3 separate regions of the Mus musculus genome follow, and all the other regions are linked to region 2. The links are chromatin contacts, found by Hi-C in ENCODE. All regions are on one chromosome and are shown on one strand. The core of a region is the stretch at or near the end of the contact, and the rest is flanking DNA. Distances in the headings are between cores, read along the strand shown.

Evidence for each region. Hi-C counts contacts between places; a loop is a spot of excess contacts on that map.
Region 1: a map of T-helper 17 cell shows a loop between it and region 2 (63-fold over the local background). The contact joins the enhancer-like site here to the promoter of 2200002J24Rik in region 2. A Hi-C loop is called at or near these places in 1 of 37 maps with a recorded cell type or tissue (T-helper 17 cell).
Region 3: a loop to region 2 is called in a map of T-helper 17 cell, with 98 times the contacts of the local background. The contact joins the promoter of Vmn2r40 here to the promoter of 2200002J24Rik in region 2. A Hi-C loop is called at or near these places in 3 of 37 maps with a recorded cell type or tissue (T-helper 1 cell and T-helper 17 cell).

What each region holds. Positions count from the first base shown.
Region 1 is chr7:144,667,953-144,670,952 of GRCm38, reverse strand. Ano1 (anoctamin 1, calcium activated chloride channel) reads left to right here. Exons shown (of 26, transcript NM_178642.6): 3 at 1,278-1,610. Among named protein-coding and RNA genes, the nearest start is that of Ano1, 69 kb to the left of the region's middle. Within about 2 kb of position 1,509, at least 1 of the 3 ENCODE cell types and tissues checked has a DNase peak (open chromatin) inside an H3K27ac peak, as active enhancers do.
Region 2 is chr7:30,697,578-30,700,357 of GRCm38, reverse strand. 2200002J24Rik (RIKEN cDNA 2200002J24 gene) reads right to left here and starts at 1,432. Exons shown (of 4, transcript NM_026961.2): 1 at 1,372-1,432; 2 at 750-801; 3 at 378-585; 4 at 1-112. The coding sequence starts at 575.
Region 3 is chr7:8,929,960-8,932,785 of GRCm38, reverse strand. It overlaps Vmn2r40 (vomeronasal 2, receptor 40), which reads left to right and starts at 1,384. Exons shown (of 6, transcript NM_001105072.1): 1 at 1,384-1,580. The coding sequence starts at 1,384.

The sequences.
Region 1 (3,000 bases), core at 260-2,759, about 110 Mb before region 2:
TCCCTCCATGCCAGAGTACAACATGGGAATTGGGTTTCTGAGGATCCTGGCTAAGTAAACAAGGGCCTCACACTTCTGAGCTCTGATCATCCAATTGGCTCGTGGCCCTGAAGGCACCACCATGCTGCCTGGATGCTGGCTGCCAGAGGGAGACAATGCTTGCAGAGAGCTGAATGCAGTTCTGCCCTGCCTCGGGCTCTGCCCTGTGCATATGGACCACCTCCTTCATAGGGCTTCTGCTTCAGGGATTTTACAGCAGATTTTTGCCAGGAGTCAGACAGGACCTTCCCATCCAAAGAGCAGGAGGCCCTGTTGGTAACCAGGCACAACTTGGCATCCTTAAGGGAGACAAAGGCCTCCTCCTAGAGGTCAGTCACTTCGTCTTCTACATACTTCAGTCCGTGGGACTGGGTCTGGCTCACAGTGGGCATCTATAGGGGTAGCTGTCCCTCGGTATGGCACAGTAGTGGTTCTAGATCCCTCAGATACTGAAACCCACAGATGCTCAAGTCTCATATGCTATGGTACAGTAGGGCTAGGGGTGGCTTGCCACACAGGCATGAGTACCTGAGCTTGGATCCTCAGCACCTACATTTAAAAGCTGGGCATGAGGATGGACATACTTACAATCCCCATGCTATGGAGGTACAGACAAGAGGGATGCTAGGCTCACTGGCCAACCAGCCTAATGGGAGAGATCCGGGTTCAGTGGAAGACCCTGTCTCAAAAAACAAGGAAGATAAGCTTGAGAGATGGCTCGGTGGGTAAAGGACCTGTGAACTCTGTGCCCAGCATTCAGGTGGAGAATCACAACCCTCTGTAACCCAGTTTCAGGGGATCCAGTGCCCTCTTCTGGCTTCCACAGACACTGCATGCTCATGGTACACACACATACCTTCAGGCAAGCACTCCACACATAAAAATAAACCTTAAAAAGATACATGAAACCAAGAGAGGCTCTTGTTGACTTACAACTTCTGCCCACATATGCAAGTACAGGGATGTACACATACACACAGGAAAAGGAAAAATAAGTAATCTGCTGTGTGTTTGCACTGAACACATGGGTCAGTGAGGAGGAAGTGGATGCAGGCATGAATAAACATGTTGTATCAGAGATTATATCTGTCTCCAACAAGTGGGACTATGAACCCTGGCGTGTTTGTTGAGTGACCGGGAACATGGATGAGTATGACACCCACCTTGAAGCACGTTACCAGGGGAGACCCCTGGAGAACCACTCCACACTGAACACGTCTCTCTTTCTTGCCTCACAGTTGCTGAACTCTCTGTCCGTGGACCCCGACGCCGAATGCAAGTATGGACTATACTTCAGGGATGGCAAACGGAAGGTGGACTACATCTTGGTATACCATCACAAGAGAGCCTCAGGGAGCAGGACTCTGGCCAGGAGGGGACTACAAAATGACATGGTCCTGGGGACCCGCAGCGTCAGGCAGGACCAGCCCCTTCCCGGGAAGGGGAGCCCTGTGGATGCAGGCTCACCGGAAGTCCCCATGGATTACCATGAAGATGACAAACGCTTCAGACGGGAGGAATATGAGGGCAACCTGTTGGAGGCAGGCCTGGAGTTGGAGAATGACGAGGATGTGAGTGTGGCTTCACGTTGTCTGGGGATGCCAGGTGGACATGGGCTGGGCAGGTCTGTTTGCAGAAGGTGGGGTGGGGGTGGGAGTGAAGGTGGGGACGCGGGGGGGGGGCTGGTCACCTTTAGCTCTGCTCTTGCGTCTATAGTGGGCTAGAAATGGCTTCTAAACAGTTCTGAGAAGTCCCAAGCCAGCCTCCTCCTCCAGCAACCTCATCTGCCTGGGGCAGAGCGAGCCGTGACTGTGACCTTGAGGTCAGACCATTTCCTGCCTCTGCTCAGTGCCCGGCATGGGAAGATTTGCTGGGTCAGAGGTGCAGAGTGTGGAGCCATTCTGGGGTTTCTCCTGGATGTCCTCAGCCTTCTCTGAGCCTCAGTTTCTCAACCTGTGAAGAAGAGATTGGATTGGTCTGTAGAATCTTGGGGTCCCTGCTCTGAAACCCACATCTCTGTAACATTGTGTTCAGGAAGTCTAGAAGTTTTGCTAGGGTTCTGGGAAGAACAAAGGATCCACTGTCTCTGGCAGCTGCAGAGAGTGGCTCAAATCATTGCAACTTTTAACCACTCAGCCAATTGCTGTGTGCTTCCTGGTTGACATCTTACCCTCTCACTGGACAAGAGGATGTGGGGAAAAGCCCCTGCTTTGTAAGTGAAATGGGCAAGTGTAATTCTTGTAATCGGACTAGCAGGAGGATTGAGCTACTTAGCAAGAAACTGTTTAATAATTAAAAGGAGGGGCTGGAGAGACAGCCCCGTGGCTAAGGAGCTTGCCTTGCAAGCTCAAGGACCTGAATTTGGTCCCCAGAACCCATGTAAAAAGCCAGGCTTAGTGGACACACTTGTAATCCAAGACCTAAGGATGGATATTACCTGAGGAATGACAGTTTAATTTGTCCTCTGACCTACACACACACACATGCACACGTGCACCTGTACACACCCACTGAGAATATCACCCAGTGTAACTTGGGGTATTGTTCACCTTCTTGGGTCAGCTTCCCCTTGCAGATCCACTCTGCTTTTTCCTGTGGCAGTTCCTGGGGTGCATGAGGAAATAGAGGGGTCGGGCAGCAATGGTTTGAAGCTGGCAAAGACTCAGAGGTCCTTTTTTGGGGGGTTTTTTTGAGACAGGTTTTTTCTCTCTATAGCCATGGCTGCCCTGGAACTCACTTTGTAGACCAGGCTGGCCTCGAATTCAGAAATCCGCCTGCCTCTGCCTCCCAAGTGCTGGGATTAAAGGCGTGCACCACCACCGCCTGGTGACTCAGAGGTCCTTGACTCCAAGGTTGGCAGCTAGAACCTGGGTAATCGAAGATCACTTTGAACAGGGCTGTGTCAGGCTTTCTCCTTGTCCACTCAGGCCACCAGGGGCTTTTGGAACACACTGCTGCCAT
Region 2 (2,780 bases), core at 183-2,682:
AGCTGGCCATCAAAATGCATCCCACAAGGATGCTGGAGACACCGAAGCCCAAGGCCAGCGTGGAGTTCCTCTGGGCTCGCCTCCAATCTCCAACAGAGTTGGCTTCCCGGGTCTGTGGAGGTGAAGGCAAACAAGCAAGATGGTTCCCAGAAGGAAATGGGTGAAGAGAGGGGCATCCCCGGAGAATCCGATATCAGGACTGGAGGGTGAGGAAGAAGTAACCAGGAGGGACACAGGATGAGTGAGTGGAGGCGAGGACCCAGGAGTCGAGGGAAGCAGAAGGGGCACACAGCCAGGTGGTGAGAAGGGAGGGAGATGCCCCTGTGGGACATGAAGAGGCTGCTGAGGGAGAAGACCAGAAGCTGGGTGGTACCCACCTTAAGGGAGAACAGCAGGGCTGGAATCGCCAGCAGGATGCAGAAGCAGAAGGCTGTGATGGACAGACAGAGGTAATCCTTCGCTGGGGCAGGCAAGGCAATCAGCATGACTGTCTCTGACCTGGGCAATCTCTGATAGGCCGGTTGCACTGATGCGATCTGGGCTTCCAGGTTCTTGATTTTGGTCCCAACCCCCATGGATCTTGGCCTAAGGAGGAGGTTCTGGGTGAATAAAAGCTGTACACAGAGGGTAAAGGGGGGGCACCTGAGCTCCCAAGAAAAGAGGGCCAGAGCAGGCCTAGTGGCCTGGTAGTCTGTCAATCCCATATGCTCAGCGGAATGAGTAAGGAGGGTTGGAAGTTCAAGACCCACCTGGACTACAAAATGTGTTGAAGGGCAGCCTGAGCCACTTTGTAAGAAGACCCTGCCTCAAAGAAAAGAAATTAAAATTAAAAAGAGGCTGAAAATTTCTCCCAGTGGTAAAACATATGGCTATGAGTAGCCATTTGTTCATGAGTAGCTGAGAATGTGACTCTGGCAGTAGCAAGAAGGGGCTGGGGGCATGAGCAACACCATTAGAACCCTTGCCTAAAATCCACCAATGAGGGGCTGGAGGTGTGGCTCAGAGGTACAGCTTTGCAAGCATCTGAGCTCAATCCCTACAATCGAAAGAAAAAATAAAGGACCTGACAAGCCAAATGAAGCATAAAACACAGATGATGCTATCCTAAGCCAGGGATAGGGCACCATCTGGAGTCCACCACACCTTCATGATCCTATGGACTAGTTTTGCTGGCCCCTTAGAATCCCCTCCCTATCGTTCTCAATTACTTTTCCTTCTTTTAAATCCTATTCTCTCTCTCTCTCTCTCTGTCTCTGTCTCTGTCTCTCTGTCTCTCTCTCTCGCTCTCTCTCTCACACACACACACACACACACACACACACACACACACACACACACTTTCCTCCCTCATTGTCCATAACTAATCATTACCAACTCAAGGTCTGTAGGTCTTCTCTTCACTCCTCAGTCCCTGAGATGGCCTTGGCAATCTGAGTCACTGGGCGTGGTCTCGCTAGCGCCCCCCACTTCATTATGATTGGCCACTGTCCAGTGGGTGTGCCTCCAGTGCTTAAATCTGATTGGTTCAATGTCTATAAGGGGCATTATCCAGCCACACCTTTTTTTTTCCATGCTCTTGAGTTCGCTGCTTTGAGCCCGGAGCCTGGCTTACAGCTGATGGCCCTTTTTTGTTACCGTCACACCCAGCACATGAACTAACTCACTGTCCAGTGTATGGGTCTCACTCCCAGGCTGAACATGAGCTATTAGAACAGCGTGGCTGATCACATCATGGTAACATCCGGAGATGTACGCCCAGGCTGGACCAGGACACAGGGTCACACAGTGAGTCAGGCCAACAAGACCCTGGCTCTCCCAGAGTTCAATGTTCATGAATGAGAGAAAGGAAAAAAAAAATCAAATGAACTAATAAAATTAACTGTGAGCCAAATGTGTTATGGTTTGAATTTTAAATGCTCCCCTCCCCCAGCTCGAATTTTGAGCACTTGGTCCCCGGCTTTGTGGTGCTTTGTGAAGGACGTGGGACCTGGCAAGCGGAAGTAAGTCTCTAGAGGCGGACCTTTGAAGGTCATTCTCCAGCTTTAGTTTACAATTATAACTTCTGCTTTCTGTCTGTGGCCTTGTGAAGAGCAGCTGATGCTGGCCCTGCTGGTGTTAATTCTGCCAGTTGTGAGGCACTGAACAGTAGTAGTTTTTCCCAACTAAAGGATTCACTCCTGGAAGGAACCAGGGCTCTTGAGTTTTGGGAGGCAAATAGAAGCTCACATGGCCTGAGAGAACCAAAACTTGGAAGACTCTTGAGAGCCCTTCCCCAGCAGTCAAAGAGTAAACAAGTCTAGGGGGAGGTAAGCCTCAGCCCTTACTAGGTCTCCTGATAATCTCAGTGGGAATTAAAACCAGGCCAGGTTGGAGGGGTCTCACCAAGACTGAAGTTGAAACAAGTTTATCGCAAGCAATCTGTCTTTTTATACCCTTATCAGAAACAATATGATGCCAGTTGCCAGGAGGAATGCAATTGTAGTTGTCAATGACGTTTGCAAGCCATACGGGGTACACAAGATTCATATCTAAGACGAATTGTTATGCCAAACTTCTGTAACAGGGCCCCAGACCTTAGCCCAACTGACTCCATGATGGAAGTACCACAGGCAACACCATCTGTCAAAGCCCATCTTACCAGGGAGGTCTCTAAACATACTAACCTTGCTTTTTGGCTTCTGCAGTTCTATACTATCTAACTGTTCTTGTTAACTGTAGTGTATCAACCCAGAACATGTGAAAGACCCCCGACGTGGGTAGTCAATCAATCTGAGGAGACC
Region 3 (2,826 bases), core at 135-2,634, about 22 Mb after region 2:
CTCTGAATTTATCAGGGATTAAGCAGTCATACACAGGAAAACCAGTGACTTTTATATAATGCAGAAATATACAATGCAAAACACTAAACTTGTTTGTGTCACTCTGACTTAAAATGGAGCATATCATTCCCCATACTGATGAACTGCCTATATAACCTCTTCTTGTTTCCAGTCCAAATCCAATGGAACAGGTTTATGAGTGAACAATATTCAGTAAACTCTCAGATTGCCACTGTTGACTCTATACTGCAACCAAATATACATGGGTAGAGAATGTACAGGAAAGGTTTACACATTGAACCACAAAGTCCCATCACAGTCACTATTTTTTTTTAAATATTTAATAGATTTTTTTAGATGTACAGGAAAAGTTTACACATTGAACCACAGTGTCCCGTCACAGTCAGTATTTGTTTCTAAGATATTTAATAGATATTTGTAAATAAGATTCCTTAAAAGCCACTACCTCAATGTAAAATGACAAAAAACAATGTAGTAAAAAATATGTAATGTAGAATAGATGCATCAGCCTAGGATATTAAGTTGAAAAAAATTGAGAACGTGGAAGGGAGATAATGGTTTGGAACCCAAATATTAACGTGATTTTTTTTCATTACTAAATAATTTTTGGAAAGTGGAGTGACTTTATGTACTATTGGAAATAAAGAACAAAGCATGGCATATTTTCTGGGTCTTGTTGAGCCTTTAAATCTAAATCTTTACCATGTAAATTAACTGTGGATATGTGAAGAAATGTATGATTTCAGATAGAGCTTGATTACCTATACTTGGGATTTGATCTGTTTATATATTCTCAAGATAATGGAAGCACAGGTCTTGTTTAGATATTTCTGTCACTTAGTGACATAGTCCACACTCTACATGATCTGTGGATCTCAGTGACTGTAAACATGAGTCTGCCTCTGCATGACTTGGACTGTGTAATAAAGTGTCCTGTGAGTCCTCAGTAGCTCCAGTTTTGCTATTACTGGATGTCTCACTGTGAATAATGTGATACAATCCACTGACATCATTTCTGACTGTGTTCACATAATCAAATTGTTGAAACTTTCCAAGGACTAAATTTGAACACAGGGGCTTCCTTCCACAGATTCACAAACATGAATGATATCATGGAGACTGAGAATGATTCATACTCCTAAGTATTTACGTACATGTGTTTATTATATGGGCTGTGGACACCAGTTGCAGAGCCCCAGGGAAGAAAGTATTTAAGTTTCTTCCAGGGCTCAGGAGAAACCTAAAAATAAAATGAGTCATGAATATGCAATAAACCTCACCTTTGCACAAAGAAATAAAAACTGGTAGAAATCTGATGTGCTGATATGCATGGCACTTCACAATCAACAAGGCAGGAAAAAGATGTTCATTTTCATGAGAGTCTTCTTCCTCCTTAATATTACACTTCTCATGGCCAATTTCATTGGTCCCAGGTGCTTTTGGAGAATAAATTTGGATGAAATAATGGATGAATATTTGGGATTAAGTTGTGCTTTCATCCTGGCAGCAGTTCAGACACCCACTGAAAAAGATTATTTCAACAAGACTCTTAATTTTCTGTAAGTAAATTTGTATTTTAAAATGAAATGAGAACATCAATATTTCTTGAGTGCTCTGAGGATGAAGATTAGGCAAATTCTTGAGTCTTCTGTCCTGGTGCTAAGTCTGACCTCCGAGAAACAACCTTAATTCTTTTACAGATTTAATCCTATATTCTCCATTTAATTAATCCAGTTGAGGTTTTGGTTTTACTCCAGGTTTCTTCTAATTTAAAGGTTGGAAGCTATGGAATAAAGGATTATCTACATTGATCTTTAACATAAAGCCCACCTTTTGACACTTTATATTGCACTGTAGACAGAGATGACTTATTGAAATTGATCCTGTAATATTGCATTATGTTTTATCCAAAGTACATGTAAATAAATGGTCATAAATTCTGCTGACAGTCCTTCCATAAGTGTGCTGCTCCTAGAGCATATTCTGGTTCCAGTAATATTCATGGCACATATAGTTGTCAAAAACTTTACATACATACAAACTTATGTCTCAAAGTCATTGCATGTTGTCACTTATTGACTTCTAAAACTTCATCAGTTTTGGAAAGAGAAGATACTTACACTCAGAAATTCCTACTTCATATGAATGCCTGGATGGATATCTTTGTATGTATATGAGCAAGGAATATTTAGCTCATTTGGGGTCAAAACATTGAAGTGTTTTAAAAGATAAAATCCAAAAGCACTGTGGCTTCGTACTTCACACTATTTATGTACAGTCACTGACTTTTATGTTTTGCAAAGTTCAATTGGGCACTCTCTCTTTAGAGTAAACCATATTTGGAACATATGGAATCCAATGATATGATTACATTCTTTGAATAGGCAGGCTATCAATAACAGTGGTGACTGCTTATGTCCCTTGTCACTGGCATGGGTGACAATTGTATTGTGGGATAGTTGTAACGTTTGAGGACAGTGATACAGGAGCTTTCTATTAGTTTTTTGTCATTATTTAAGAAAAATGTCTTCTCCATTCATTTATGAGTTGGTTAATCCCTGACCCTTTTAAAATATCTAAATCTTGTGGGACTTATTTCAATAATTTTAGTAAATATTAGTGCATATTTTACCAACTTGGTAACAACACCAATTTTTGTGGATTGCTGATCATTGTTTTAAAACACAGCCTTTAGACAACTAGGCTACACTGATGTTTCCTAAATTTAAGTTATAGGTAGTAGTTTGAGCATTGCACAACGTCTACTCTCAAATTTATTTTGTATATTAGTATAATTTTAATTAA